4 separate regions of the Homo sapiens genome follow, and all the other regions are linked to region 4. Evidence: chromatin contacts called from ENCODE Hi-C data. All regions are on one chromosome and are shown on one strand. Each heading gives the region's core, a stretch centred on a gene start or an enhancer-like site at or near the end of the contact. The rest is flanking DNA. Distances are from core to core; before and after follow the strand shown. Region 1 holds the start of DUSP6 (dual specificity phosphatase 6). Region 2 overlaps POC1B-DUSP6 (POC1B-DUSP6 readthrough). Region 3 has its middle 20 kb from the start of DUSP6. Region 4 has its middle 79 kb from the start of LINC02822.

Region 1 (6,606 bases), core at 3,869-6,368, 1.2 Mb before region 4:
TTCTGACCCACATCCCAAGCCAGTTAAACAAAAAAGCACATTACAACAGGGATGACAAAGTTGCCTCCTAAGTGCCAATGTAAAATTCTAAAGCCATATCCTGACACGGTGAGGAAGCTTAGATATGCCTTGCCATGCGCATGCTAGGGGAAAAAGTGGAGACATCATTCTGGATTCAGCATTCTCACACTAGGATATCTGCAGGTAGAATTGCCCATGACAACAGACTGGAAAAAGAATTATCCCTACTTCCTCTTTGGCATTATCTCAGCATTATAAAGCAGAAGATCCTGACAGTGAAGGATAGGGAGGAGGTTAACATGTGGCTGTCATCTTGGTATTCTGCTACACCTCTCTGTGGTTAATATCCAAATTGTATTCCTCAGCAAGCTATGCTCTATAGGTTCATTTTTCTTCAGGGGCTTTAAAATCTTAAGCCGGAACTATACTCATAAGAGGTATTGTTCATATACACGGTACAGTCGGTCCATTCTAGGATGTCATCTTTATTCGTGGCAAACGATGAATTTCATAAACTGCTGCTGAAAAACGTTCTAGGAAAAGCTTAAAAGAACCTTGCCCTACTATGCCTACAAGTCAAAATCAATCCCTGAATGAAAAAGTTCTAAAATGTGTCACTTCACACATAGGTATAACTGAGTTTTTAAAAACACACATTCAATAGCCAAAATAGTTATTTATTAATAATTTAAGGTTTTACATTCTTATAATAAATTCCAGCTCTAAACTTTACACCACGAACATAATGGAGAATTTAACTCTCCCTTCTTCACAATCAAATGCATTTCTCTTATCAAATGGGTACCCATGCTCACACACACACACTTCCAGTTTTATACAAATTTTTTTAAAGGAAAGAAACCAACCCAAAGTATTGCATTTGAGGTGACACTCCCTGAAGAATTTTATACAGAGGTAATATACTGTTTAGCACAGCTGAAGGTTTTTTTATTCTTTCTTTTTTTAAAGTGAGCCCATGATTTGGTGTCTTTCCCAGATTATCCCCTTTGCGACAACACAAGCAAAAATATTTACAAAGGTAAGGCATAGTCAAACTACATAAAGAGAAAAAATCATGAGGAAAATACATGAAAAAGACTAAAGACTTCGCCATAACAAGGTCTTAGTGATAATAGTGTCCGTAAAGATGTCATCAGAATTGGTAAAGTCAAGCATGCTGCAAATATACCCTTTGGATTAGAAAAGAGCACAATTTTCTTTTTTTGTTTTGTTCTGTTTTAAGAAGTGGCATACTGCTCTTTCTCCCTTTGGATAATTTCTTTTAAGCCCATCAAAGGAAAAAACAAACACAATTCAAACAAACACTGTCAAGTGATTCAAGATCAAATATTTACAATAATCAAATGGAGTATCAGATTTTTTTTTCCAAACTGATACCACAAATACAGAGCTGAAATCTCTCTTTGGCTCCTCTATATGCAAAATTGAATTAGTCTTCATTGAAGACAATTATATAGTCAGTTCCAGATGCAAAAGGAAACAGCCTTACAAGGCCCTAAAGAACACATGCTCCTACCCTATCATTTGGTTCTACCCTATGCGCCTGGAAGTCCTCGAATCCCAGTCCCTGCATGGGTAGGCTGTACACATGGGTACAGAGCAAACCTACTGCCTGTATCTATACAGCATGTCCTGTTATTCCAAAGAGAATGGAGCAAATCTCTCTGTTAGTATTAACCAATTCCGCACTTGGTAACCTTGTCTAGTACAGACAGCTGGTGTCATTTTGACACCTGGGGCCACACACAAAGAAAGCAGCCCAGCTGATGCTGCCAAGAGAAACTGCTGAAGGGCCAGACACATTCCAGCAAGGAGGGGTGTGGGGTCTTTCACGTAGATTGCAGAGAGTCCACCTGGTATACATTCTGGTTGGAAGGGGTGGTAAAATACAGCTGCTGTGCTGGAACCCTGTTGTCACATGGGCTGCTGAGTCCCAGCGTCCTCTCGAAGTCCAGCAGCTGACCCATGAAGTTGAAGTTAGGGGATATGTTGGATTTTTTCATTTTGACAATGTCATAGGCATCGTTCATCGACAGATTGAGCTTCTGCATAAGGTAAGCCACAGTCACAGTGACTGAGCGGCTAATGCCAGCCAAGCAATGTACCAAGACACCACAGTTCTTGCCCCGGGCTTCATCTGTGAACACAAAAAGAAAAGCAAGATCTCAGCAGACTGAAAACCACCCTTTGTGAATGATCAGTCTAAAAACTGAACTTGAAAACATAATAATAATAATAGTTGTGTGTGGCAGTTGAGCCCTACAAGCAGCAGAAAATGTATCACTGAAATGAAACATGTACACTGGACACAATTACATATTTCAGATATTTTCTGAAAAGAGAGCTTTTGTATTAAGTTTCTGCCAACAAAAAACTCCTTAATGGGTGCATTCTTTGCCTCGGCATGTGAATACCAGAAACCCTGCAATATGTTCGTGAATGCCTTTTACACAGACAACCAGACTGCAAGGGTCTATTAAATTATGCTCCAAATGTTGTGCAGCTAACAATGGAGGTATTCAGGCATTTTAAAAGAGAGAGGGAAGTCACAGGGGACGGCCCATTAGGAGGAACAGGATGTCGACACGGCCTGAAAATGAGTTCCTTTGTAATAGGAAATGCATTACAATGCCTGGAGATTCACTTCTCCCAGGCTTCCAGCCCACAGTTCTTCCTGCTGGGCTCAGGTTACCCACTGTCTCACTGTTACCAGTATCACCGCATCATTCAACTGGATAACATTCAGCATTCATACTGCTTTCCAACAACTAACTTGATGTCCTAAAATAACTCCTAGATGTTTTTAAATTATAAAGCAATGCTGGAATTCCTGTCTATAGTGAGTACTTCTATCTGACCCTTCCCCTGAGTCCAAAGACTGGGGGGAAAAATCTGTTGTCCGATTATGAACGACTGTCAATGACTGAATTCAAAGATTCAAGAAACAGCGTTTCAAATACACCTGTGATCTGCAGCCATGTCAAAAGGCAGGTTTTCTTCCTTTAGCAAGAAGATAAACCAGAATTAAGGACGCTCTAGGAACATTAGAGACCTGCAGTCAGACAAATTAGCAAGCAGCAAGAACGATTAACAGCTTAAACTCTATGAATGGCTAGGAATTTTGCATTTAAATGTCAGAGCGACGACTATTAATTAGTCTCACCTATGAAAGAAATGGCCTCAGGGAAAAACTGGGACAGGTTTTGGCTCCAGTGATCCGAGATGGGGATTTGCTTGTATTTAAACTCTCCTGCGTTCTCAAAGAGATTCGGCAAATTGGGGGTGACGTTCAAGATGTACTTGATGCCGAATTCCTCCAACACGTCCAAGTTGGTGGAGTCTTTGGCACAGCCCAAGTAGAGGAAGGGCAAGATCTCCACTGGGAAGGAAGGCTGGCTGTTGGACAGCGGACTACCATCCGAGTCTGTTGCACTATTGGGGTCTCGGTCAAGGTCAGACTCGATGTCCGAGGAAGAGTCAGAGCTGATCCGCAGGCCCCCGAGCCCCAGCACTGGCAACGGCGGCGAGCTGCTGCTACACGAGCCGTCTAGATTGGTCTCGCAATGCAGGGAGAACTCGGCTTGGAACTTACTGAAGCCACCTGCCAGAACGAGAAAAGCAATCATCTAACCTGAGAAGCCGTAGTAGTTTTCACAGCTTGTAAGAACCGCAGCCCGGCGCAAGAAACACCACAAGCATCCTACGAACCCCCTACATACAGAACCATCTATAAGAGAAACACACTTTAAATGTGCACCATCGGGAATGGAACGAACGGGCCCGCCTCGCCAGGGAACCCTTATTCGCTTGAATCCGGAAATAGACAAAATGGCAACTTTTTGGAATATTTTGAGAGCTAAGATGTGCCAATTTGCATCCCCAACAATCTCTCCCGTCCTGCAAATCTTAATTCAAAATCGAACGATAGAAAACAGGGTGATGGTGGAGGATGTTCTGGCTAAGAAGGCGCAGAACCCGTTAGAAAGAAACCGCCGGTACCCGCAGCCGGAAGCGAGTGGATTCTGAGCCGGCCCGGTTCTCTGGTGCGGAACGCGCGGTTCGCGGCCCCTACCTCGCCGGCTGCCGGTCCCTAGGCGGGCAGCGCGGCTCCGAAGCTCCAGCTGAGCGGAGCAGAGGTATTTTCAATCCACGCGCCCCGCCCGCAGCCCTGCGCCCCTAGCCCTGCCCCGCGCGCGGAGTTCCCTGGGCGCGTACCTTCCAGGTAGAACGCCCGGCAGCCCTCGTCCTTGAGCTTCTTGAGCAGCAGCCCGAGCACCGACTCGCCGCCCGTATTCTCGTTCCAGTCGCTGCTGCTCTCGTCGTAGAGCACCACTGTGTCGGTGCCACAGCGCCGGGTGAAGCGGTCCCGGTCCTCGCCGCGCGTGAAGAGCGCGCGCACCGGCAGGTTACCCTTCTGCAGGCGCCGCAGCATGATGCCCGGGATGGCCACGTTGATGGCCGACTCGATGTGCGACGACTCGTATAGCTCCTGCGGCCGGCAGTCCATCAGCAGCAGCCGCTCGTTGCCCAGCTCCAGCTGCTCGTTGAGCCACGCCACCGTCTTGCTGATCGCCATTTCCGACGCGAAGGGCACGGGTCTGAGCGTATCTATCATGGGGGTCGAGCTGCGGGAGAGGGCGGGGTGCCTACCAGACGCCCCTCGGGGCAGGCATAGGCCGAGCGCACCGCGCGCGAAGCTGCCGCTCTCGGAGCGGGGTTTAATTCCGCCTCGCCTTACCCAAGCCGAGGCTAGCGGTTGGGGCAGACGAGACAGAAGTAAAGCCGGAGGTTCTCTCTGCACCCAGCTGCAGCCGCTGGCTCTTAGTGTCAATGAATCTCTCTCAATGAAGCTGCCCAGATAGTTTTTGTTCCTCCCCAGTGAATGAAATCCAATTAATTCGGACTCCGTGCTACTGAGAGGGGAGGAAAAAAAGTCTAGCGGCTTCTAATCCCTCCCTCCAAGGCTGCACCTCAAATCTACCCGGGCGTCTTTCTCCCCGGATTATTTAAGACTCGATTTGCTATCTCTTGGACTCAGCCTCGCACACCCCCTGCGCGAGGCAGCTCCTCAATGGATACAAACAGCGAGCGTCTCAATGGATACATTCTCCGGGCCAGCCAATGAGCGTGCTGCGGAAGGGGCTGTTGCCGTGGGGACGGGCCGGCTGGAACAGGTTGTGTTGATGAATTGTTAATGAGTTTGTCATTCACAAAAACGGAAAGGAATTTCCGCTCCGGATAAGCCCCAGTGCAAACAAGCTGCAACAGCGGGCTCGGCGGGAGGAAGGAGAAAGAAGGGGAGGCGGCAGCGGAGGAGGAGCAGGGCACATAAACCAGGGCACTTCAGTTGTCTCATGTTTCCTTCTGTTGAGAGTTCACACTTCGCGTCGGAACTTTTGCGCACCAATGGCGCAATTAGCATGCACAAAAGCCCTTGTTCGCGACGCTTGCGTTCGCGAGCTAGCTTTAGGAAAACTTGTGCTGACTTTTCGTTCTTTGTATTCCCTTCAAACTCATTTGGACCCAAGTTCGCCTTAACCCTCCCCTCCCCCAACCCCCCTTCTTTAGGCGGTGTGTGGCATTTGTTTGCCACTTTTAAAGGCCCAGCTCTGTTTGCTCTGATGTTCTTTTAGCCGAGGCTGTGTTGGGGCTGGTGAACTGACTGGGCTTTAGTGACCGATGAGGTGTTAAATGCTAATCCAACATATTTCGAAACAAACCAGGATTTTGTTGAAACATTTTAAAGCAAACAAACAAACGTCTGGTTGTGCAGAAAATCAGAAGAAAACCTTTTTTCTTAAAATAACATTTTATTTTCATTAAAACAATGTAGAGTGCAGAAACAAACTCTTAGGTCAGTCCAGTGCTTTTACTGTATTCCGCTCCGGCGGCGTGGGGAGTTACAAGCCATTGTTCGGGGGAATCTATATCTCTCCCCCCGCCCCACCACCACCATCGCCTGCTGGGAGGTCGCGCTGGTTAATGATTTCTGGGCAAGGAGCTCGGCTTCTGACGGGGGAGCCGGTCTGGCGGGGCTGCCTGAGCGAGGTGTGCTGGGACGCGCCGGGCCGGGCCAGCAGTCCCCGCCATGGGCGAGGCGTGAGGAAGTCCTCCCGCAAGACCTGCAGGCTGCGGGGGCTCGGCAGGGGGGCTCGACGATTGGTTACAGTTGGCAGGGAGGCATGTCAGAGGGGGCCTCCCCAGCCCTCTCCTGCCGCCGCCTCCTCCCTTTGTCCAGCGCCGGGCACTCCGGGGAGCACCAGCCGCGCCTGCGCGCTGCGCTCCCTGCCACCGCCCCGCCGTCCCCGTCTCCCCGCTTGGGCACGGGGCTGTGCGCGACGCAGTGGACGGGTGCGGGGCTCAGCGAGGGACTCCCGGGTCCATAGAGATCTGGGGAGGGTGGGGGGAGCAAGGACGAGTGCCTGCCGGGACCCCCCTGGCTCCTCGCTCCCAAGGAGTCGAGGGGAACGTCTCTACCGCGCTGCAAAGCCAGCAGGTAACTTTGGGGAGGTGCGGGCCAGGCCAGCGAGCAGCACTCGGCCCAGGCGCCGCGGGGCGGACGGA
Region 2 (5,693 bases), core at 112-2,611, 1.0 Mb before region 4:
AGAGCAGAACACAGATAGGAGGAGAGCTGTGAATGATTAAAATCAGTATCACAATTCTGAGAAAGATGAATTGGAGTAAGATGCTTGGTTGGAGGCCAGTTAGGAAGTTCCTGTAATTATCTAGGTGAGAGGTAATGAAAACCTGAAATTGAGCAGTTACTGCGGAGTTGGACAAGACTGTGCTTGGCACAGTCACAAGATGGATAGCCTCTAGGTCAATTTTTCAGTCCAGATAAGAGTAAGTATTTCTTATCTCAAAAATATTAATATATACCATATGTTTTTAATATGTCCTTAATCTGTACAAGAAAAGTTTTAGGGAAAAACATCTTGTATTTTCCCAAGTAGACTATCCCACAGATTTAGTTTATAATATTAATAGCTTCATAAACACCTTTACTTCCAGACTAAAATTCCATCTTCATGTAGTGTTTTCCTACTGAAAGACTGTGTTTATCTTTTTTCCCTATTATTTTGTACTTTTTTCATGGATATTTCAATCCTTGGCCACTTTTATTTGTTATGTTTATTCAGCCTAAATCCATGGATATGCATATATTTAAGCTGGTTAGTATTTATTTCTGCTTTACCCTAACACCACTGCAGAATAAATGATAACGCAAAGCAGGAAGCCAGGCAGAACCTGTGAAAAAGAAACTCTTCTCTTCTAGACCACAAGGCTCATTCTATTTCTAGATATAAACAGCTTATACTTGTTAAAAGGAAGTACCTCAAAAAAAAAAAGAGGATGCATTCTAAAAAATTCAGAGAAGTTTGAATATTGTCTGGAAGAAAAGACTAGTTTATATACTCAAAAAAATTTATCTAGGCTGGGCACAGTGGCTTACACTTGTAATCCCAGCACTTTGGGAGGCCAAGGCAGGCAGATTACCTGAGGTCAGGAGTTCAAAACAAGCCTGGCCAACATGGTGAAACCTTGTCTCTTCTAAACAAACAAACAAACAAAAAATTAGCTGGGCGTGGTGGTGCGCCTGTACAGAAGGCTGAGGTAGGAGAATCACTTGAACCCAGGAGGCAGAGGTTACAGTGAGCCGAGATTGTGCCACTGCACTCCAGCCTGGGTGACAGACTAAGAATCCATCTCAAAAATAAAGAAATAATAAATTTAAAAAATTGATCTATATGCCAGGGAGGGATCTTTGAACAGGCTCAATAAAAGGCACCCCTCTTACCTACTTGGTTCTAAACCAATTGAGAAATAAGACAAAGGAATACAGCACATAAGAATCGAAATATCACCTTTCTTTCTAATAAATGCTTGTAAAAAGAGAATGTGGCTTTTATGTGTAACACAAATAGGCTTTCTAGAACGGATGCCCAGAATGAGTCACAGGCAACACTAGACAAGGGCAGGTCTCCCCACAAGGAATATCAGAGAAAAACAGTGAAGAATGGCTACTCCCAAAGGCAGGAGAGTAGAAGGTGTTAGGCTGTGCTTACCCAATTTCTCCTAAACCCACCAACAAATTAGCAGAAGGAGTGAGGGAGAGGTGTGAGAGGCTGGGTGTCAGGGCTAAGCGGGACAGCCTCCACATGAAGGAAGGATCTGAAGTATGGAATCTACTTACCCATCACCATTTACCCAGTCAATCTATACAACATACTGATAAAGACAGCAGGAGAAGATTCATTTAATGGCCATTGAAAGATACACATTGATTTTGATAAGAATTACAACAAATAATATTTCTTTTTTTCTTCCATTTTTTTTTTTTGACAGTCTTGCTCTGTTGCCGGGCTGGAGTGCAGTGGTGCAATCTCAGCTCACTGCAGCCTCCCCCTCCTGGGTTCAAGTGATGCCCCTGCCTTAGCCTCCCAACCAAGTAGCTTGGATTACAGGCATGTGCCACCACACCTGGCTAATTTTTTGTATTTTAGTAGAAATGGGGTTTCATCATGTTGGCCAAGATGGTCTCGATCTCCTGACCTCAGGTGATCTGCCCGCCTCAGCCTCCCAAAGTGTTGGGATTACAGGCGTGAGCCACCACGCCCAGCCACAAATAATATTTCTAAGAGTTGCTTCCAGAGGATAAAAACAGCCTTGGAAGTAAAAAAATTTTATGATAGCAGCAATGTGTGCTATGTCTGGAAAAACAATAAAGGGACATAAAAATGGATCAGAAATTTAAAATATATATTATTTTATATTTTTATATATAAAAAGCAAGAATCTGAGTGTTAATACCGTATGTCCTTGAAGTGTATAGATGAGCCTTCCTTCTAAGAGGTCCAGAATCTTAAGGGTACCATCTGAAGAAGCTGTGATGAGATAGTTACCCGAAGGATGGAATGATATGCAATTAACTCCACCGCTGTGAACTGATTTGTAGAAAATAAAAGCAAAAAGTTCAGAGAACAATTCTTACTTTTGAAGATACCCCAGTGCCTTATTAGCAATAGGTTGTAAACAAGAGCACTGTTTCCACAACAACAAAACTCTATATGGCTCACTAAAACGAGTATTTTGGCATCACATAGCTCTAAGCTTCCAGTTAGAGAGCCAGAATAACTTTAAAAATGAGACTGTGTCACGGAAAGGTAATCTTATTGACCACATTACTATAAATTCTTTGGATATATTGCCAATAAAACTGACAGTTAATCATCACCAGCTCAGATAGGGTATATAACCTAGTCTCAAATTAAAGGTAATAACTAATTAGTGGCTTGGGATTAAAGGGAGAAAAGTGTGGAGACAGTTTGAAACGGGCACAGTCCTGCCATCATGCTTGAGACTTTGTCTCCAGACAGTATCCTTCCAACAGGAGGCAGTATAACACAATGATCAAAAGTTAATTTTTCTATGCACTGTGTAAGCAGGAAGACCTAAGTAGTTCTATTGATTCTTTGAGCAAGTTAATTACCCTATTTAAATCTCAATTTCCTTATCTTAAAAATGTGAGTAATAATGATACCTCCTAGGAATATTGTTTAGATTTGGCACAGTGTCTGCTACATAGTAAACACTGGAAAAGCTACTATGTTTAATAATCATTTCGATTTAATATAAATCCAATATAAACCAAGAAAATTCACTTCTCTTTTAGTTCAATATCAATACATAGGCATAGTAGGTAGTTGTTTTCTACCAGTTATAACACCTATTTGTGCTCACGTAACTCCCTGTGATTCAGAATTCAGTCATTTCTATCCTGACTTCTCACACAATGCTGATAACCAGAATTTGAAAATCTCATAGCAACTTCTTTTTTTTTCTTTAAACCAGCCCTCACATCATTTTTAAGGTCTCTTCACTTCCTGCTGTCCTTGAGCTTCTGAGACCCTGCTGTTGATGGGAGCTAATTATACTATTCTCTAGCCTGTTCCAAGGCAGCCCATGACCCCAAGTAAGACAGCCAAACCACACCAACAAGGAGAATCAGTCCTTCCAAAAGGAGTCCATTCGGTAACTGAATTTTTTGTTAGGAAAATTGTTACCTTGGTAATGCTGTAGTAATTTGTTCACTCTTACATCCCAGACTTTCACAGTTTGATCAGAACCTGCTGAAGCTATGCATGTACCACTAGGGTTAAAGTCCACAAAATTTGCAAATCTAGGAGGAAAGAATAAGATGACCTAATATTTCAATTTCTTTTTTTTTTTTTTTTGAGACGGAATCTCACTCTTGTCACCCAGGCTGGAGTGCAGTGGCGCAATGTCAGCTCACCGCAACCTCCGCCTCCTGGGTTCAAGTGATTCTTCCACCTCAGCCTCCCGAGTAGCTGGAATTACAGGCACATATCACCATGCCCAGGTAATTTTTGTATTTTTAGTGGAGACAGGGTTTCACTATGTTGGTCAGGCTGGTCTCAAACTCCTGACCTCAGGTGATCCGCCTGCCTCAGCCTCCCGAAGTGCTGGCATTACAGGCGTGAGCCACTGCACCCGGCCATATTTCAATTTCTTTACTCATTTATTTATTTAAATTGTTATAATCAAACGTCTCCTTAGAAAACTAACCCACATAAATGCACAAAGAAAGTGTACTTACCCAACGGAATCTGAGAAGTTATTAACACATTGCTTATTTGTGGTATCCCAAATTTTAATAGTTTTATCCTCACTACATGACACAATTAGTCTTCCATCGGGTGAAAATCTAGAAAGAAGAAGAAAGAAGATGTTTTATGTGAAAGGCTCTGGAGAGTCACCACCTCACCTCTACACCACAAATAAACCAGGCTGTAAATATTAAATACCAGAGACCACTGTTACCATCCCATGCAGTAAAGTCATATTCTGCAGCCAAGATCTTCATCATGACAAACAACACTGACAGACCATTAAAAGGTCAAAATATGCTATGTAGACTAACCAAGTTGCTTTTTTCCTTTTATTCTTTTATTAAAATAATTTTGGTTTTATTGCATCTGCTTTGGGGTTTTGATTCAATTCTGTACTCACTCTAAGCCAAGTGCCTTGTATTTTTAAAAGAACTCTCTTCTATTTCTGTCACTTGCCAGCATTATCCATATGATTCAAGAGAGAGCCTTTATTACTCATCCGACCAAGCTTGCAGTGAAACTTTTTGTAAGAAAAGGAATGGTGTGTTGAGAATTAAAATTAAGTGACATCACCAACAAAAGAACCTAACTGCCCATGCCTGTAACTTCCTGGACTTGGGGAGGCCAGAGAGCTCCAATGGACTGAAAATAGGACAATTCATTTATACAGAACAGAACAGAAGTTCCTTCATGGAGAAATCTATCATCCACACGCCCCATTAAAAAGCAAATGAGAAAAATCTCAGACATCTTGTCTGCTGTTTTATGCTGTCTATTCCTTTAATATCCTTCCCAAGGTTCTTTTTTTATTGTTTGGCCACAATGCCTTTTAAATATAAACAGAAAAGCAGAAGACCACAGAGAAAATAAAAACAAATTTTAGACTATTAGAAAACTATGAATAGTATTTTTATTATTAATATTTTCACAGTAACAAAAACCAAAAAAGACAGATTTGGGTCACAGACTATATTTCAATTTTATTTGTAGTTTCCCTCTATGCCCACAGTAAAGATTACTATGAGTCATCAATTAAGGGTGTGGAATATAATTGAAGATTTTTCTTTTTGTTCTCTCCCTACTCCCATTCTTAAGGCTGACCTAAAATTAATTCTTTGTGACAGAAACTTTGCATCTGGCGTTCACAGATTCACACAGAAAAAAGGCACAAAGAAGTTCCATGTGAAATAATATTTAAAAATCAAGAAGTCTGGGTGCAGTGGCTCATGCCCGTAATCCCAGCACTTTGGGAGGCTGAGGCAGGCGGATCACCTGAGGTCAGGAGTTCGAGACCAGCCTGGCCAACAGGGTGAAACCCTGCCTCCACTAAAATAGCCAGGCATAGTGGCAGGTGCCTGTAATCCCAGCTACTCAGGAGGCTGAGGCAGGAAAACCACCTGAACCCAGGAGGCAGAGGTTGCAGTAAGCTGCGATTGTGCCACTGCACTCCAGCTTGGGCGACAGAGCAAGACTCGCCTCAGAAAAGAAAAAAAAAAAAAAAAAAAAGTCAAGAAAATAACCTTTCAAGGAAAAATTTTCCATGCTGGGTAGTTTACCCTGATTTTACAGTAAGTAAAAATTTATTAATATTTTCTTTCAGAAAATGTGAGAAAGATTCAAATCTGAAGGGCAGTATTATAAAAAGGCTCCAAACAGAGGAAGCTTAT
Region 3 (6,244 bases), core at 3,018-5,517, 1.2 Mb before region 4:
ACTATTGCTGATCATAGTAAATGACTGCAAAGAAGCTAAATATTCTAAAATAGGAAGTTGATTATATAAATTATTAGACATTCATACAATAGAAAACGATGTAATAAAGTTGTTTTTAAAGATGAGGTAAAGCTATGCTCAGTTAAATGGAAAGACATTCCATAAATTGTTAAAGTTTGTGGGAAAAAAAATTTGTTGCAGAAAAACATATGAATATAATCCTGCTTATGTAAAAATATAAAAATATATGTTTCTATATATTTATGTAAGCATTTTTTAAATCCTAAATATGCTTTGTCAAACTTTTGAGTGGTTATCTCTGGAAGGAAGATTATAAGAGGGCATTTTTTTTTTTTTTTTAGACGGAGTCTCACTCTGTCGCCAGGCTGGAGTGCAGTGGCACAACCTCGGCTCACTGCAATCTCCGCCTCCTGGGTTCAAGGGATTCTCCTGCTTCAGCCTCCCAAGTAGCTGGGATTACAGCCACACACCACCACACCCAGCTAATTTTTGTACTTTTAGTAGAGATGGGGTTTCACTATGTTGGCCAGGGTGGTCTCTATCTCCTGATCTGGACCTGGAGATCTCCTGATTATGTGTCTGGAGTCCCAGCTACTCACCCACCTCGGCCTTCCAAAGTGCTGGGATTACAGGCGTGATATAAGAGTACTTTTAAAAAACATTTTATAAATGTAGGCATGGTATGAATTGTGTAACTTAAGCCTCTACACATTTATAATGACCCAAACAAATTTTTTTAAAGCATGTTGCAAAATTTAATCTTTCTCATCTACAAAATTTTTAAAATTTGAGAGTATATAACTAATAATACAGTTTCAAAATATACAAAACAAAGCTTGGTGAAATTAAAGGGAAAGACAGACAATTCAGCAATAGAAGTCATAGATTTAAACATCCCCTCTTTGCAATTAATAGACCAACTAGACAAGATGTCAGTAAAAATATGGAAGATCTAAACACTGTCAACTAATTACAACTAGTTGACATTTATAGAACAATATACCCAACAACTGCAGAATACATATTCTTTTCAAGTGCCCATGATATGTTCACTAAGATAAACCATATGATACACCATAAAACAAGTCTCAGTTATTTAGAAGTATTGAAATTACACAGAGTTTGCTCATAGCCACCATGAAGGTAGATTGGAAATCAATAATTAAATGTCTAGAAAAGTTCTAAATGTTTAGAAATCAAATAGTACAATTCTCAATAATCCAAAGGACCAAGAAGAAGTTACAAGGAAAATTAGAAAATATTTTTAGCTGAATAATAATGAAACTATAACATCAAACTTTGTGGATGCAGCTAAAGCAGTGATTAAAGGGAAATTTATAGCTTTGAATGCTTATCTTAAAAAAAAAAAAAGAAAAGAAAGAAAGGTCTAAAATTAAGTATGTGAGCTTCCCACATTACAAGCTAGAAAAAGAGCAAAGTAAATCCAAAGTAGAAGGAAGGAAATGTTCAAATAAGAGCAGAAACCAAAGAAATGATAAGAAAACAAACAAACAAACAAAATTAGCATAAGAAAAGGGTTCAGAAGAGCTTTAAGATCTCTTTCTCCAAAAAGTTCTGTAATTCTAAGTGCATTTAGCATATCAGATTCCTAAAGACTTTCTTCCTATCTCTGGGTGAGAAACAAATGTTTATTTAGCAAACATTTGTTTATTTGCTTGTTTCTTTTAGGCAAAACCCTAAAAGAAATGATATAAGACATATACCATTCGTACCCCAGAAAATAAGCAAGTACAGTAGGCCATCCATATTCTGAAATTTCTCATCCATAGATTCAACCAATCTTGAATCAAATATATTCAGTAAAAAAAGATTAAAAATAGCCAGGCGCAGTAGCTCATGCCTCTAATCCCAGCACTTTGGGAGGCCAAGGTGGATGGAACAATTGGGCCCAGGAGTTCCAGACCAGCCTGGGCAGCATGGCAAAATCTTGTCTCTACAAAAAATACAAAAATTAGCCTGGTGTGGTTGCATGTGTCTGGAGTCCCAGCTACTCAGTAGGGTGAGATGGGAGGATCGCCTGAGCCTAGGGGGGTGGAGGCTGTCTTAAAAAGAAAAAGAAAGAAAGAAAAGAGAAAAAGAAAGATTAAAAATACACCATAACAACTATTTATATAGCATTTACATTGTATTAGGTATAATTAGTAATCTAGAGATAATTTAAAGTATACGGGCGGATGTGGATAGGTTATATGCAAATACTACTCCATTTTATATAAGGGACTTGAGCATCTCCAATTTTTGAGGGAACTATCTGAGGGGAGTCCTGGAACCAATCCCCGAAGTATACTGAGGGATGATTGTATACATTACCTATCTAATGATATGCAGTGACTTATTAAGAGTCTAGAAGCCGGGCATGGTGGCTCACGCCTGTAATCCCAGCCCTTTGGAGGCCGAGGCGAGAGTATTGCTTGAGCCCTGGAGCTTGAGACCAGCCTGGACAACATTGTGAGACACTGCTTCCACAATAAATACAAAAGTTAGCCAGTCATGGTGGCACGTACTTGTGGTCCCAGCTACTCAGGAGGCTGAGGTGGGAGGATCACTGGAACCTGGGAGGTCAAGGCTGCAATGAGCTGAGATCACCCCACTGCACTCCAACCTGGGCGACAGAGTGAGACCCTGCCCCCTCCCCCTACAAAAAAAAAAGAAAGAAAAAGAGTCTACCAAGTACAGGGCACTGAGCTTTCCATATGCATTTCATTAATATGCACAGTGCTTCTATTTGTTCATGCATTCTACAGATAATTATTGTAGTGCCAGGCACCATCCTAGGTGATAGGTCAACGTTAGTATTTATGAGCTAGGTATTACTGCTCCTATTTTATAGTTGAGAAAACTGAGTTTCAGAGAAGAAAAGTAACTAGCTCAGCATCACAGGGTATTGTTAAGCAAAAATGTCCAACCTATCTGAAAGCCTAGTTTTTAACAACTATGCTACATGAAAAGACACTAAGCCACAAAGATGAAGGCACAGAGTTGAGCCAACATCTATAATAGAATATGAGAAACTATACAATGGCAACAAAGACAAATTGCCTTGGGACCATGTTAAATCAACTCCTAATCTTTTCAAAGAATTCAGAAAGCTTCTGAGAAGAGGTGACTTTTGAGCTAAGACTTGAAGAAAAATTTGTCAAGAACGGTAGTAAACACATCATCACATTTAAAGTGTACAATAACCCTGAAAAAAATAGCATTATGGTTCTTTCACAGAAGAGAAAACTGAGGTCAAGAGAGATGAGGGGCTTGCTCAGAATCAGTCAGTTACTATGGTATATGCCAATGTCCATGCCAAGCATTTCACAGCCATTGGTCTCCTGACAATCCTGACGTTTAGGCAGCACCACCACTAACATTGTTGCCACTTGGTCTTGCCTAGGTCTTGGCAATAGCTTGTGCTTTAGTGGTGAAGCTGAAATATACACCCAATTCAGCCTTACTCCCAGACCCAAAAAGTAGGTTCTGTGAAAGTTTTCTTGCGTATGAATCCAAGTCCTGGGTTCTAAAGGGAAGAGTGACCTTAGGAAAGAAAGAGATAAAATTAATTTATTTAGGCACATGTCAAGAAATTCGCTCAGTCTGACCAGGCACAGTGGCTCACACCTGTAATCCCAACACTTGGGAGGCTGAGGCAGACGAATCACTGGAGCTCAGGAGCTCAAGACCAGCCTGGGCAACACGGCGAAACCCCATTTCAACAAAAAATACAGCCAGGCGTGGTGGCATGCACCTGTTGTCCTGACTACTTAGGGGGCTCAGGAAGGAAGATCAGTTGAGCCTGGGAAGTCAAGGCTGCAGTGAGCCATGTTCACGCCACTGCCCTCCAAGCTAGGTGACATATGGAGACCTTGAAAAAAAAAAAGAAAAGAAAAGAAAAGAAAGAAAGAAAGTGAGAAAGAGAGAGGAAGGAAGGCAGGAAGGAAGGCAGGAAGGAAGGAAGGAAGGAAGGCAGGAAGGAAGGCAGGAAGGAAGGAAGGAATTCCTTCTTCCCACCAAAACAAATCTCCAGTGCACCTAAAATAAAAAAAAAAAAACAACCTAAAAATGCTGATTATCACTTCAAATTAAGGAATAGGCTTCAAAACATTTTTTTAAAACCTCACTTCTCCCCACCCGTCCCTACAGGTTGATTTACGCACACTTCTTAAGCCAAGTCAAAGAACTGGCTTAACTCTAGTTTCCCTTAGAAAGCATGACTCCAGGCTGCCTGAGCTTCCTCTGTCCTTTTGTGACCTCCTGATGACCTGGGAGTTCCACCCACTTTTTAGGGCCTCTCGGAGCCTTGAATCTACACATCAGTGGGATTTAGTTTCCCTTTTGCTTTAATGACTCCTCAGAACCTTACTCATGTAGCAATCTCACCCACTTCCTTTCTTGTTTCTCTGGTCCTTATGGGCTATAGCCCACCTCTCCTTCCCATGCAGGCAGGTTCTCAGGGACAATGGTGATTTATTTATTTACAGTTCTCCTTATATTTTGTTTGGTTAGCTTTTATTTATTTCTTTTTCTCAGGTGGGGGAAAAAGCTAGGTTATGTCTTTGGGTGTCAGCTAGTAATCTTTCACTTTTCTTCCCATGTAACCACCCCCACCCGTTTTTTTTGTTTTGTTTTGTTTTTTGTTTTTTTTGTATAATTATAGGTTTCACCTCATCAGACAGTTAGACTTTAAATTGGTCTATCTTTAGGCTGAAGAAATCATCTTGAAAATTCAGAATCAATACAAGAATCATGGTACTAGATTAGTATCACTAAGACTCAACATCTAAAAATGAAATATTTAAAAATATATACATGTTTTGAAAAGAAAGAAGAGGAACAGAAGAATTGGAAAATGTTTGACTCAACTAGCTCATGCATGTACCTTTCCTATCTGTCCTCCAAGGAGTGAGGGAAAGACTTTGTTAAGAATAACCACCATCAGCAAAACCCCACAATTCTGAAGCTCAACCACACAAAATGCAAAGGGATATTTGGCATAGAGGAAGTGAACTTCACAGAAATTGCATGTGGCCGTGCAAAGAATTCTGCAAATTTAACATATCACAAAGAATGTACTGAACAAATTTTGTTATGAGTTTTCAAAAGCCTCTCACATCTCTCAATGGTCTCCAAAGTAAACACATCTCCCACACTGTAGCATCCATTACTATAGTTTTGAGTTTCTGCTCTGAAATGATGCAATCTTCTACTCAGGACGGCTTCGTAAATATCTTTCCCAAATGATGGAGAAACAGAATTCAACTTCACTTCTTTCATTCCTCAAAGAACATGTCATGCAGGGCTGCACGTTAGTGGCCATCAACCAGGAAATATTTCGTAAACAGAATTTGTACTCCATTTATTCTGAGTTTACTTTTAGAAGCCACTTATCTCTTTTAGAAGAACTTCCCTTGCCAATCACCTTTTGGAAAAGGCCTGGAAGAGACACTCCCTGAGGACGTGCAGAATCCTAGGTCAACAGCATATACAGTGGAAATAAATAACTAAAGTATCTACATCTTAGGATGGTCCCTTTCCTTCCTAAGACAATCAGTCTTTTCAGAGCAATTGAAACACATATGCAGGTGTACACACATGGACGTGGGTGTACACACACACACACACACACACACATTGCAATATCTCCTCTAGTACATTCTTTGATATGTGACCATTACTTCTTCTCTAATAATTGTGATTAAAACTCCCAAAACAAGGAATGTCTTTGGAGATGGAAAGGCCACTAAAATTCATATTGTTCAATGCTCTCATTTTGCAAATGATGATGCTGAGATCCAGTATGTTAAATTTATCCCAAAGAATTTATATGCTCCTAGAATTTTCAGATAAGATTAGAGTTTCTCCTTTTGAGACCTCTTAGCGGAAAGATCAAAGGCTCTGAGGTCAGCCCAGCCCGGTTTCAAATCTCAGCGCTACTGTTTACCACTTGGAGATCCTAGATAATTAATCACTCTAAGCCTCCATTTTCCCATCTACAAAATGGAGATAATAAGAGCTGAAAGAATCCAGAATATAACACTGTGAAGAGTTTTCTTCTAAACATTCGTTATCTGCTTAAAAGCAGAGCCTCCTAAAAGAATTCAACTGTTAAAACTCCCCTCCCAGGAGTTTTGTAACCAGGAAAGATTGAAATCACCTAAACAGGCATTGTCACAAAATGATAGTATCTCCCATCTATTCTCCTACAGGCCTATTTATC
Region 4 (5,838 bases), core at 2,199-4,698:
TTCCTTGCTAGTCTATTTACTAATGTATGTTTAACTTAATCTGTGCTAGAGTTTATTAGTCACTAATATGTATTTAGTGCAATCTATGCTAATGCTTATCACACTGTATTGTTAGTGATTGCTACTGCTCTCTGTTTTCTTTAAGGCTGTGTGATTGTTAAGTATGACTTTTTTGTCTTATTTTCACTATATTTCAATATATAAATTAAGAAATTAGAAAAATATCTTCCTATAGGAGTATCTTAATCTTCCTTGTCAATCAGGAAATATCCAAATTCAAAGTGAATATAATGTTCATACTACAGATAAGTTTTTTTGTTGTTGTTGTTCTTAATTTAGGGTTCTACACGAATCTACATGGCTGCTCAGGTTGGGCTTTTGTCTTTTCCTGAAACTCAGCTGTTAGTGCATATAAAAAATAGGGAAACTGTTTTAAATTTAGACAGAATTAGAGAAGTAAAATCAAGTTTTAATTAATATTGCTAATTGAAAGCAGGAAAGAGTGTAAATAATCTTTAAAAATTACAATTGGCTTGGGAATTTACACATCAGCCACACATATTGAGTTTTTTAAGGTTAAATTTGGTAGAGAGTGACAGGAAAATACAAATAATTGTGGCTTAAGTGAGAGAAAAGTTTAATTCTCTCTTACAACAAATGTGGAAGCAGATGGTCCAGAGAAATTTGGTTCAGTCCTCTGTGGTGTCAGGCACCTGGCTCTCTCTTTTGAGTCCTTTATGCATAGCCTTCATTCCTAAGTTTGTTTCATCTTCCAAGGTGGCCACTCTTGATGAAACCATTCATCTGCATTTTACCAAGTAGGAAGAAAACAAGAGAAGGATAAGAATGCTTTGTGTCCTTTTAAGAATGTCACCTAGCATCTGAAAACACAGTTCTCATAAGTCATTAGCAGACACTTAGTGTTACGGTCAAAACTTCATGCAAAGGAGCCTGGGAAATGCAGAATTTGTTCCAGATGGTCATTCATCCTGCTAAAATTCAAGGCTTCTATCACCATAGAAGAGGAGGAGGAAAAAATATTTTGAGGCAACTGGCAGTCTCTGCATATCTGCTATACCCACACTGACAACTTTGACTTTTCACTTCCCTTGTAATGAACTCACATCTAGCATACTCATATATAAGCTTTACTCTGGCCTGTCTACATATTGGACTCACACCTAATATACTCATGGTTGCAACTTGACTCCTGCATGCATCTATGATAGACTTTGACTCCATATCAGCAATATTATGTCTTATTCCTATGAAATTGGAACTGAGGGAAAATGTTTTTTCAGGGAGATTCGCGTTTCAGTAAAATCCAAATTTACTCTTCTTTTATAAGCAGAGTCACTGTGGACAAGTTATGCAGGTTGTGCACACAGACTATGGACAGTGGGGAACTAATATCTAAGTGGAAAGAGTATATTTTGATAATTAAAATGCTCAAAAAAGCCTATCTTTTACAACTTTTATTTTAATTCTCAAGTGAATGCCTTATTCTATTTCATACAGTTGCACTAAGTGTGCCTGTTGCATAGTTTTAGTTAGGTGTAATTACACAAATACATATTTTGAACTAGAATGATTTGCCAAAATATGGATCTGAGAACATTGATTCTTCAGAAATATTGAGAGGATCAGATAAGAAAATGTGTTTCGTAGTAAAAATGTAGGTCCAGTGATGTTAACACGTTTCTTTGCTATTGATGGGAGTTTCAAGAAGCTTTATTGTGCTAATTTGTGTTTGGAAATAAATGGATGAGATTCTTGTTTGCAGTGGTTGAGCAGGTATCCATTTTCTTGCAATGTATTTTATAGGACATTGTAGTATAACACTGATTTAATGCAGCGATTCTGAAACTTATCTAAAGAGAAAATATATTTCCCTCCTCACCACCATCTCTGAATTTATTTAATTCAGATTCTCCAGAATAAAGTTCTGGCAACCTGTGTTTTTAACTAGCTGCCTAGGCCACTCATAATTAGGCATTTTTTTTGAAACACCAATCTATACAAATGCTTTGTCCACTAGGAATCTACAACAAAATCACTTGAGGAGCTTTTTAAAATATACATTTATTCGATCCCCCTCGCATTTATGAATCAGAGGGAGGTATGGTCCCTCTATAGCCATTTCTTATGCTAACTCTCAATTAAGAACTATTGTTTCAGACCTAACTTTCTTATTCTTTGTATGTTACTATTTAGTTATACCTCAAGGTACTTCCATATGGAAGTTTTCTTTCTTGAGCCCATTTCTTATCATGTATCAAGCTCTCCCTGCCTTTTCTACTTCTCTCAAGGCAAAAAGAAATAGAACTCTTAGCAGTTCTTTATCTCAGGGCATAACTGATGGTAGAAAAAGGAAAGACTTTGAATTTTTGGAGCACAATCCAGCCAGCAGATAAAATATTTGCAAATAATGAAAAGCTGATTGCTTAAGTGTGAGACATTTTATAGCTCATATGCTTTCAAATGCATACAGTTGGCATGAACAGGGTGGCCGATTTTAAAAAAGAGTAACTGGATTAAGTAGATTCCCTTGTGTAAAATTCTGTCTGCTTGATCTGTTTTCCAGATGTTTCCGTGACAAATGTTTTCTTAATGTGAAGCCCAACCATAAAAAGCACCTGGCTAGTATACAGCTCTGCCAGACACAAATCATCCTTTTTTTTTTTTTTTAATACAAATACTTAAAGAGAGGAAGCCGAATTTATTTTAAACACAGCAGGGATCATCCTACTTCATCTTCATATGGAAATATGAAGTGACAAAATGTTTATTGAAACACCAATCTTAATATAAAGAGCTTCATCCATGTCTGCAAACAACACAATACTAGACTCTTTCTACAAGTCTGCAGAACAGTTTGGAAGCTATAATTGAAGCGTTTATTTTCAATTTTAATTTTTATGTACAGTCTCTGGCTAAGAACACAGGAGTAAGCGGCAATATAGTGTGGCAGTCAACAGCTGAGGTTTTTGAGCCAGACAATCTGGGTTCAAATCCTTCTCCACCACTTACCAGCTATATAGACTTGGGCAGTTCACTTAACCTTCTATTCTTTATTATCCTTATCTGTAAAATAGGAATTATAATAGTACTTACCTCAGAAGATTGTTCAAAAGATTAACAGTATTTATATAAATAAACACTTAAAATATTTTTTAGCCAATAGTAAATGCCCAATAATATTAGAGTTGATAAAGTGGATGTCTCTATTGGTTATTTTCGAGATTAAAAGAAAGAAAACTCCAGTGATTTTGAGACTGATATTTTGCTTTGTTAGGGGACTAAAATTTGGTTCACAGAGGCTTATTTGGATAAAAGCAGTAGCTAGTCATGGTAAATGATAAACTCCCATCCTCCTTAAATGTGCTACTTGATTCATAACTACTTACTCATTTCCTTAATTTACTGAGATATATTGGAGGGAAAAACAGCTACTATTTCTTATACAGTTTAGTTATGTAAGTCACCATAGAGATTAGGTGTTATAATGTCATTGGCCCAAGAAGGGAGAAAAATAAAAGGAGGAAACACATGGGGGAAACTAGAGGGTGAAAGAATAAAAGACACGAAGGAAGATCAATTAAAGAAGCAAGATAAAAATGTGCAGAGGTGTAGGTTGAGAAAGGGATATGCTATCAATTGAATATCCTTTGTGTCAGCTGTACAAGTGCCATGGATATTTCTCACAAAAATGTAATTGGAACTTTTCTTCCATTATCAGCTAGCAATTTAACAGGATATTTACTTTAAGAAGAAGGTCCCATATTTCAAATACTTTGCTCTTTTGCAACTCCAGATGAGCAAGTCATTCTAAAAGGCATTTAAGTAAACATTAATAGCTGGTGAAAGCTTTGTGGCATCTCAAAGATTTGGGCTAAAAGCTATCTTCCATCAAACAGGTCTCTTTGTTAGTTGCCATTCTTGTCAAATTAAAGGAAAGAGATGAGAAACATACATGGCTACACACTAAATTTCTCCCACCCACTTTTTCTTTTTCTTAAAGTCAACCTTTAGTTTCGTGGTGGTTATGAATTTATTGGTTTTACTTTCAATATGAAATAGACATGCATACTTCCTCTTAAAGCATTTTCTTCAAAAGAAAAAACCTTTCTGTTCAAAGTTTAAAAGCAAAAAAAGACATATAAAGATTTTTACAAGTGATTATTAATGTTTTGAAGTTAAAATATTCACATCAGCCCTTGATGAAGTTTAAACCGCAGGCAGCCTCCTAATAATATTGTGAAAGTGAGAAAGCTTATTCATATTTAGTTGGTATCAAACTCAGGGTTTCTGTAATGCATACTCCTCCTATTTTATTTTAAATTTCCTCAAGAAATATTAAAAATAGCAGATCTCAGGATAGTATCCCAAATAAGGCAAAATCCTAACTATAGCCCAAATCAAGCTGGTCCAACCCATGGCCTGTGGACCACATGTGGCCCAGGACAGTTTTGAATGTGGCCCAACCCAAATTCATAAACTTTCTTAAAACATTATGAAATTTTTTTGCAATTTTAAAAAACTCATCAGCTATTTTATGTGTGGCCCAAGACAATTATTCTTCTTCCAATGTGGCCCAGGGAAGCAAAAAGATTGGACACCCCTGCCCCAGAAGTATCCACTTTTCCATGGCACAGTCTCTGACTCTATCAAGATGCCTGGACATTCTGGAGAAAGGCATTCCAGCAGAGTTACAATGATTGACAATATAGTACAATTTCCATCAACACCCACATTGTACTTACTCATAGCAAAAACCTGGAAATAGTGAAACCTTTGAGAAGGAAGGAATTAAAATGGTTTGTGATGCTGCAACATTTACTTAGTCTAGATGTACTTTTCCCGTTTTCACCCAGTTGTTGATTACTTCAACTTTCCTAAATGATACAAATTTCTAAATCAAGGGAGGTTTTCTATCTTAAACTTGTTCATGTTCTTTTCTTTTATTTTCATCATTTGTGATTATTAATGGTATTGGTCATTTTATTAATAGATGATTTCAACAAATACATGATGTGCTTCCATGTGAACATTCCCCAGCAAACTCATGGTCATTAAAATAAACTGGCATCCTATTTTATTAATTTGGTCAGTTTGGGAATCTATGTATCAAGTTTTTGTGAAATAAGCTGAAAAAGGCATATTTCAAAATCCTATCCTTATCTTACTCTATACAGAGTATAATCCAAGGTTGTCTTCCTGACCATTTTGAGGAGCCTCCTAGGGAATAACAAAGTACCCTCCTCAAGAGACATGAATTTAGAGTTTTAGGTCCTATCATGTTGCTAGTAACAGCCAGAACCCCTCCTCCTCACAGTTAATAGAGATAAAGATTCTATAAAGCTGAAAAAGGGGCATGGAATAAAGGTCCTTTGTTATTACCATAATTATTATTAAAATTAAATATGTTATTTAAATATCGTGCCATATACTTGACTCCCTTTAGCTCCAATCCATGGATTCACTGGTACTTATGCTGCATGTAGTTAGCCCTTTTCTCCTGGGGTTGTAGTTTGTTTTCTTCACCTTCTCCTCTATGAAATTCTATTTCTTGAGGTATTCCATCTATCTGTCATAGCACCCATTGACTTTTGCCTGAGCTTCCTGTACCCACACGGGGTCGTCACTCTTCTCTCGTTTTGGATAAAACATCTCAGTGCATAGTGTAGTTTCTGGCTTCTTAGCCACAGAGGGGCAGAATGATGCAACCCAAAAGTTTAGGGCTTGTATCTTGACCAATGAGAAATGCAAGATCAGAGTTGGGAAGATCAATTTTTCTTCCTTACTTTATTTGGTGGACTAGTCTGAATGGCAGTACTT

Evidence for each region. Hi-C counts contacts between places; a loop is a spot of excess contacts on that map. Pooled maps may share reads with other maps.
Region 1: a map with no recorded cell type shows a loop between it and region 4 (4-fold over the local background). The contact joins the promoter of DUSP6 here to the enhancer-like site in region 4. A Hi-C loop is called at or near these places in 2 of 37 single-sample maps with no recorded cell type and 2 of 50 pooled maps.
Region 2: a map of heart left ventricle shows a loop between it and region 4 (5-fold over the local background). The contact joins two enhancer-like sites. A Hi-C loop is called at or near these places in 1 of 168 maps with a recorded cell type or tissue (heart left ventricle), 1 of 37 single-sample maps with no recorded cell type and 5 of 50 pooled maps.
Region 3: a loop to region 4 is called in a map with no recorded cell type, with 7 times the contacts of the local background. The contact joins two enhancer-like sites. A Hi-C loop is called at or near these places in 2 of 37 single-sample maps with no recorded cell type and 2 of 50 pooled maps.

The regions. Positions count from the first base shown.
Region 1 is chr12:89,347,383-89,353,988 of GRCh38, forward strand. It overlaps DUSP6 (dual specificity phosphatase 6), which reads right to left and starts at 5,119. Exons shown (of 3, transcript NM_001946.4): 1 at 4,258-5,119; 2 at 3,206-3,643; 3 at 1-2,179. The coding sequence starts at 4,657. The coding sequence ends at 1,872. It overlaps POC1B-DUSP6 (POC1B-DUSP6 readthrough), which reads right to left. Exons shown (of 11, transcript NR_189589.1): 10 at 3,206-3,643; 11 at 683-2,179. RefSeq lists enhancers at 2,341-2,975, 3,611-4,245 and a silencer at 6,065-6,374.
Region 2 is chr12:89,468,155-89,473,847 of GRCh38, forward strand. It overlaps POC1B-DUSP6 (POC1B-DUSP6 readthrough), which reads right to left. Exons shown (of 11, transcript NR_189589.1): 5 at 4,014-4,121; 6 at 3,460-3,575; 7 at 2,207-2,340. It overlaps POC1B (POC1 centriolar protein B), which reads right to left. Exons shown (of 12, transcript NM_172240.3): 5 at 4,014-4,121; 6 at 3,460-3,575; 7 at 2,207-2,340. Among named protein-coding and RNA genes, the nearest start is that of GALNT4, 54 kb to the right of the region's middle. RefSeq lists a silencer at 2,750-2,869. Within about 2 kb of position 1,362, at least 7 of the 41 ENCODE cell types and tissues checked have a DNase peak (open chromatin) inside an H3K27ac peak, as active enhancers do.
Region 3 is chr12:89,329,729-89,335,972 of GRCh38, forward strand. No RefSeq gene overlaps it. Among named protein-coding and RNA genes, the nearest start is that of DUSP6, 20 kb to the right of the region's middle. Within about 2 kb of position 4,268, at least 5 of the 41 ENCODE cell types and tissues checked have a DNase peak (open chromatin) inside an H3K27ac peak, as active enhancers do.
Region 4 is chr12:90,511,948-90,517,785 of GRCh38, forward strand. No RefSeq gene overlaps it. Among named protein-coding and RNA genes, the nearest start is that of LINC02822, 79 kb to the right of the region's middle. Within about 2 kb of position 3,449, at least 2 of the 41 ENCODE cell types and tissues checked have a DNase peak (open chromatin) inside an H3K27ac peak, as active enhancers do.